2 separate regions of the Homo sapiens genome follow, and region 1 is linked to region 2. The links are chromatin contacts, found by Hi-C or POLR2A ChIA-PET in ENCODE. All regions are on one chromosome and are shown on one strand. The core of a region is the stretch at or near the end of the contact, and the rest is flanking DNA. Distances in the headings are between cores, read along the strand shown.

Region 1 (2,700 bases), core at 84-2,583, 68 kb after region 2:
AGAACTGGCTTCTCTAATTTTGGGTAATCATTCTCTTTGGGCCTGCCTGATGTGATTGCTAAAAGAGCTAGGTTGATTTTGCAACGCTTGCAGAAGTTTAGTAAAAAGGCCACGCCCAGCCGGGGGCAGTGGCTCAGGCCTGTAATCCCAGCACTTTGGGAGGCCTAGATGGGTGGATCACGAGGTCAGGAGATTGAGACCATCCCGGCTAACACAGTGAAACCCCGTCTCTATTAAATATACAAAAAAAGTTAGCCGGGCGTGGTGGCGGGCGCCTGTAGTCCCAGCTACTCGGGAGGCTGAGGCATGAGAATGGTGTGAACCCGGGAGGTGGAGCTTGCAGTGAGCCGAAATCGAGCCACTGCACTCCAGCCTGAGTGACGGAGCAGGACTCCGTCTCAAAAAAAAAAAAACAAAAAAAACAAAAAAAAAACAAAAACAAATACGCCATGCCCTTGTGTAAAAGAAAATAAGCCACTTTTTCTTCAAAGTTTCAGAGTTGAAGGAGTCCCAGTGCTTTAAAATACACTCGAGGGCAGTGCATGTTATACATGATCTAATTCCCATCTAGAAAGAGAAGTGAGAATAAAAGCGTTCTTTTAGTCTCCTTCCTTTTGGTATGTGATCCAGGTTGGAGACAAAAGCAGTAGGGGGAGTTCCCCCAACTATCTTCTCTCCGTGGTTTCTGGATTCCCAGCACCTATTTAAATGGGCCACCAGTGACCTGTGACTGCAGGCGTGACCCTCCAAGCCATGACATCAGAGGAACTCAACTTTTGAGCCTTAGTCACGCTTTCCCCAAGCAGCCTTAGTCCTCTGCCTTTTATTTCTCTTTGACCTTCCAGACTTGTGTGGCCTTTGTGCCTTCCTAAAAAAATGGATTTCAAGAAAAATCATGTAATTGGGCAAGACCCCTTTAAGGCAGGGGGCATGCTAGATTGAACTCTAAATCCTGCTATTATGGCCTATGATAAAACATTTACCCATAGGAAAATGGTTCCGGTTAACTTCCAGACTTAAAATTTCCCTACTAATTAAGTACTATCTTAACTGGAGACAGAATAGGTGCCTTAAAAGAACGTAGGAAGCAAATGGCCAATTTCTACTGATGGGACAATATTAGGACTAAAATCTGGCTGCAGAAGACATTTGACTCCTGTTAAAAGCAGAGCCTTCCCGTTCACAGAAATAGCAGTAAAAAAGCGCAAAATAGAAAAATTGCGAAGCTGCAATGTACCGTAGAGAACCAGCAATGTGTCTCATGAAGAGGATTTTTATTGCCACTAGGTGGCTTAGAAATACCACGTGCTCACCAGAGAAACCATAGAGAAACGTTTATTGAGTTACTGGCTGCCGTGATTCACCATCTCTTCTAGCAGACCTGTTTCCCTGAACTGTAAAGATCCCTGCACATTAGACACACAGAGAGGGTAAGAGACCATGGATAGAGACAGAAAGAAAATTTGGCCACAGGATAGTTGAGGATTCTCTGCCAACACCCGGCTGTCGGAGGCTGCGTCCGGTCCAGAGGCCCTTGAATCATGCCAGAGTGTGCCCTGACCAGAAATTCTCAGTTACCTCAGAAGTTTTCCCAGCCTCGCATGATGGCAAGGTCTCCCTGTGAAAATGTGGAATATGATGAGGTTTCTCTTCAAATAATCTCATCAATCTTTCATTCTTTAATTCATTGTACCCCCCCCCTTTTTTCTCCTTCTTTCTCCTTTTCCATTTTGCCTTTGTTAGATGCCCAGGCACACCACAGTACCAAGCGTTATCAGTACCAGCTCACATTCCTTTCCTTATTTGGAAAAATGACTAACTTTCTAGCTCATTACAGACACCCCTTCCCCTTCCTCTCCACTTGTTTTTACGTGCCCACCCTATCTTAAAAAATGAAATGTTTAGCCAACCGGGATTAGTTTAGATTGTATGACCCAACCCCAGCCAATGAGGAAAGGGTACAGGGGCAGGACTTCCATCGCAAATAAAGGCTCTCATGCCCCTTTGTTCAGGTGTGCTCTCATGGCAACTGGCCAAGGAGGCAACCCTCTGTGCAGAAGTAAAATTGCTTTGCTAAGAATCCTTTGTTCGAGTGTTCAATTTCCTTAGGATTTTGAGCGTTATCCCTAACAAAAAGAAGCTAGTTCAAACATGGCCAAAATTCCCAGTACCTGTGGGTAATGGGGGATTCTCCAAGTTCTCCCCAGCAAGCCTCACATCCGAGTCTTTAGTACGGCAGCCAATGCTAAGCCTATGTATTAGGCTGACGGACGCCCGTTTGATTTATTTTAATATAGAGGCTAAGAGCGCCTCGTAATGATAGAACAGATTTTAGGATTGCTCCCATACTCACCACTCCAACGAAGGCTGTACTTTGGATTTTCCTGGCCCATGCACCAAAATGATACGGCTCTGATGAGTGGAGGGGCACCAGGGCTCTTGTCTCATGCAAATTGGATAAAATGACACAGATACACGTGTAGTGGTATTAAGAAGTGGAGAGTTTAATAGGCAAGAAAGAAGGGAGAAGAAGAAAAGAAGAAGGCACCCCCGTACAGAGACAGAGGGAGGGGGGCTCCAAAGCCAAGAGAGGAGACCACAAATGCGGGGCATACCAACCGGGTATATGAGGAGGCTGGAGGAGGTGTTGTCTAATTTGCATAGGGCTTAGGGGATTGGTTTAACCAGGCATGTCATTCA
Region 2 (2,700 bases), core at 176-2,675:
GATGTGAGCCACCGCGCCCAGCCAGGAATTCAAAGAATCTTACCCTACGATGTAGTATGTGTTGACTCGGACCCGGAGGGCGGTGATGGGGCCGTCCAACTGGTTGCCAGAATGAGAGAATCGCTTTCCACCACCACCTCCATACTCTCCACTATAGGAGGAAGACCTGGCCTGAACTGGAGGGGCAAGCAGGAGTTGGAGGGAGAAATCTTCCAGGAGTTCAGTTTCTCTGCATCACCCCTGTTCCTCCGACAACTCAGCTCCCCACCCCAAGCCAACCTCCAAAAGCCTTGGCCAACAGCAGTGCCCAAGGCTGCCTTCCCAAGTCCCCAATACCAGGCTCCTGGTATCTCACTTACTGGCATTGCCAGAGGCTGAGGCACAGAGAAGGGCTAGGAGAGCGACTGTCAACATTCTGGGGCTGGAGTGGGAAGAAAAGAGCAAATGAAGATTCACCTTCTTCCTTGTTGACTTGATTGACCCAGGCACTCCTGACCTGCAGCTCAGACCAAGCCTTCTTCGTCCTTCAACTTAGACCTAGCAGACCCAGTCTTGAGCTTAGAAAGGACTGTCCATAGCCTGTAGTCCTGTTCCTCTCTGATGCTACCTTCAATGTCCCTGACCCCTCCAGCTCTCCCTGGTCTGGCTGTAGCCAAGCCCTCCTCTTTTTCTCTCAGGCCTGAAGATGAACTCTAACTATCTGGATTAAGCCTTATTCCATCCTGGCACAAAGCAGAAAAGTTTTCTGAAGTCAGCCAAGCCCAGGTACATTTGGGTTGGTATGGCCATAGCCAGGAAACGAGTTTTCTAAGGAGGGAGTAGAGGACCTCTCCCAAGCAAAGAGATGGCTGAGTTTACTGAGCCCAGAGGCTGAGCAAAGAAAGCCTCATCATCTGTGGTGAATTGGCCTGGATTATGGGGCACCTGGAGCATGGTTTAAATCCCTGGCATCCACCTGGTCTCAAGGAAAGAAGCATTTTAGAGTTGCCTCTATGTTACCTGGGGAGCAAAGTTGGTGACAGAAGGAACTGTGCCAGCACCAGTATCCAAGCAGTGCTGGTGGAACTAGGACAGACAGAGAAGTTGCAGAAGGAGTCGGGACCAGCTCAAGATATTAGACCCCAGGTGCCTGGTCTATGTGTCACTATTCTTTTCTCCACTAACACACATCTGGCCATTTCTATTCTCCTGAACATCCCAGGTGTCCCCAGTCCTTCAGCAGAGACCTAGACAGCTTTGCACCTAAGATTACTGCAGACCCAGAAGCGCCAATTAACTCAAGTCTTTCCTGCCATTCCTTCCAGGCATCCTCTTCGCCAGCTCAGATTTGAATTCCCCCCCAACTCAGATTCAGGCATCTCTGTCACCCCTCACCTGACAGTTTCAGATGCAAAGCAGCCCCCTGGAAACTTCCAGATGTTTTATACCAGGTCCAAGCCCTCCTCCTGCCCTTTATTGTGTGAACCTCACCTCCTGAGCAAACATGAGCAACCTCTTCGGATCAGGTGTCAGGCAGGGTCTGGAACACCTTATCCTGCCTCTACCCCATAGTCAACAGATACTACAGCATAGGGTAAGATTCTCTGAGTTCCTGGCTGGGCATGGTGACTCACACCTGTCATTACAATGCTTTGGGAGGCAGAGGCAGATCGCTTGAGGCCAGGAGTTCTAGCTCAGCCTGGGCAAGAGTGTGAGACCCCATCTCTACCAAAACAAAAAACAAAAACAAAAATTAGCCGGGCATGGTGACGAGCACCTGTAGCCTCAACTAATCAGGAGGGAGGTAGGGAAGATCGCCTGAGCCCAGGACGTTGAGGCTGCAGTGAGACAAGATCACGCCACTGCACTCCAGCCTGGGTGACAGGTGGCAAGCTGGAGTCCACTCTGGGCCAAGTGCCGTATACCAGGAGAAACATAGTAAACTTAAGGTCACCACCAGCAGCTCTAGGTGGGCAAAGTAGCTTATCACCTCTAGGCTTAGTAGGTGCTCTCACCTGAAATCTGCCATCTGTCAGGACAAACAGAGCCCTTCCCAGGCATTCGAAATGTGGATTCTCCCAGAAGGGAATATATTCCCAAAATCTTATACTTACGAGTGCTGACTATTTGCCAGACATTTTTTTCTTTCCCTTTTCTAATATTATGAAAAATCCAAACACATATAAAAGTTTAAAGAATTGTACAGTGGCTGGGCCCAGTGGCTCACACCCATAATCCAACACTTTGGGAAGCTGAGGCAGCTGGATCACCTGAGGTCAGGAGTTTGAGACCAGCTTGGCCAACATGGCGAAACCCCATCTGTACTAAAAATACAAAAAGTAGCTGGGTGTGATGGCAGGTGCCTGTGATCCCAGCTAGTCAGGAGACTGAGGCAGGAGAATCACTTGAACCTGAGGGGCAGAGGTTGCAGTGAGCTGAGATCACTCCACTGCACTCTAGCCTGGGCGACAGAGTGAGACTCCATCTCAAAAAAAAAAAAAAAAAAAACAAAAGAATCGTATAGCAAGACTGGGTGCAGTGGCTCATGCCTGTAATCCCGGCACTTTGAGAGGTCAAAGCAGGAGGACTGCTTAAGCTCAGGAGTTCAGGACCAACATGGGCAACATAGGGAGATCTCGTCTCTACAAAAAATAAAACAATTAGCCAGGCATGGTGGTGCACACCTGTGATCCCAGCTAGTCAGGAGGCTGAGGCAAGAGG

The links. Hi-C counts contacts between places; a loop is a spot of excess contacts on that map. ChIA-PET counts read pairs that join two places held with the same protein, here RNA polymerase II (POLR2A). Pooled maps may share reads with other maps.
Region 1: a map of heart right ventricle shows a loop between it and region 2 (5-fold over the local background). The contact joins the enhancer-like site here to the promoter of ZG16 in region 2. A Hi-C loop is called at or near these places in 19 of 168 maps with a recorded cell type or tissue (CD14-positive monocyte, CD4-positive, alpha-beta T cell, CD4-positive, alpha-beta memory T cell and 14 more), 3 of 37 single-sample maps with no recorded cell type and 24 of 50 pooled maps. POLR2A ChIA-PET finds 5 or more read pairs at or near these places in 26 of 52 experiments (A549, B cell, CD4-positive, alpha-beta T cell and 20 more).

The regions. Positions count from the first base shown.
Region 1 is chr16:29,709,109-29,711,808 of GRCh38, reverse strand. No RefSeq gene overlaps it. Among named protein-coding and RNA genes, the nearest start is that of QPRT, 31 kb to the right of the region's middle. RefSeq lists enhancers at 1,498-2,079, 2,080-2,661. Within about 2 kb of position 1,333, at least 3 of the 41 ENCODE cell types and tissues checked have a DNase peak (open chromatin) inside an H3K27ac peak, as active enhancers do; they include CD14-positive monocyte and endothelial cell of umbilical vein, where a contact is called at or near this core.
Region 2 is chr16:29,776,981-29,779,680 of GRCh38, reverse strand. It overlaps ZG16 (zymogen granule protein 16), which reads right to left and starts at 1,425. Exons shown (of 4, transcript NM_152338.4): 1 at 1,375-1,425; 2 at 360-421; 3 at 44-176. The coding sequence starts at 414.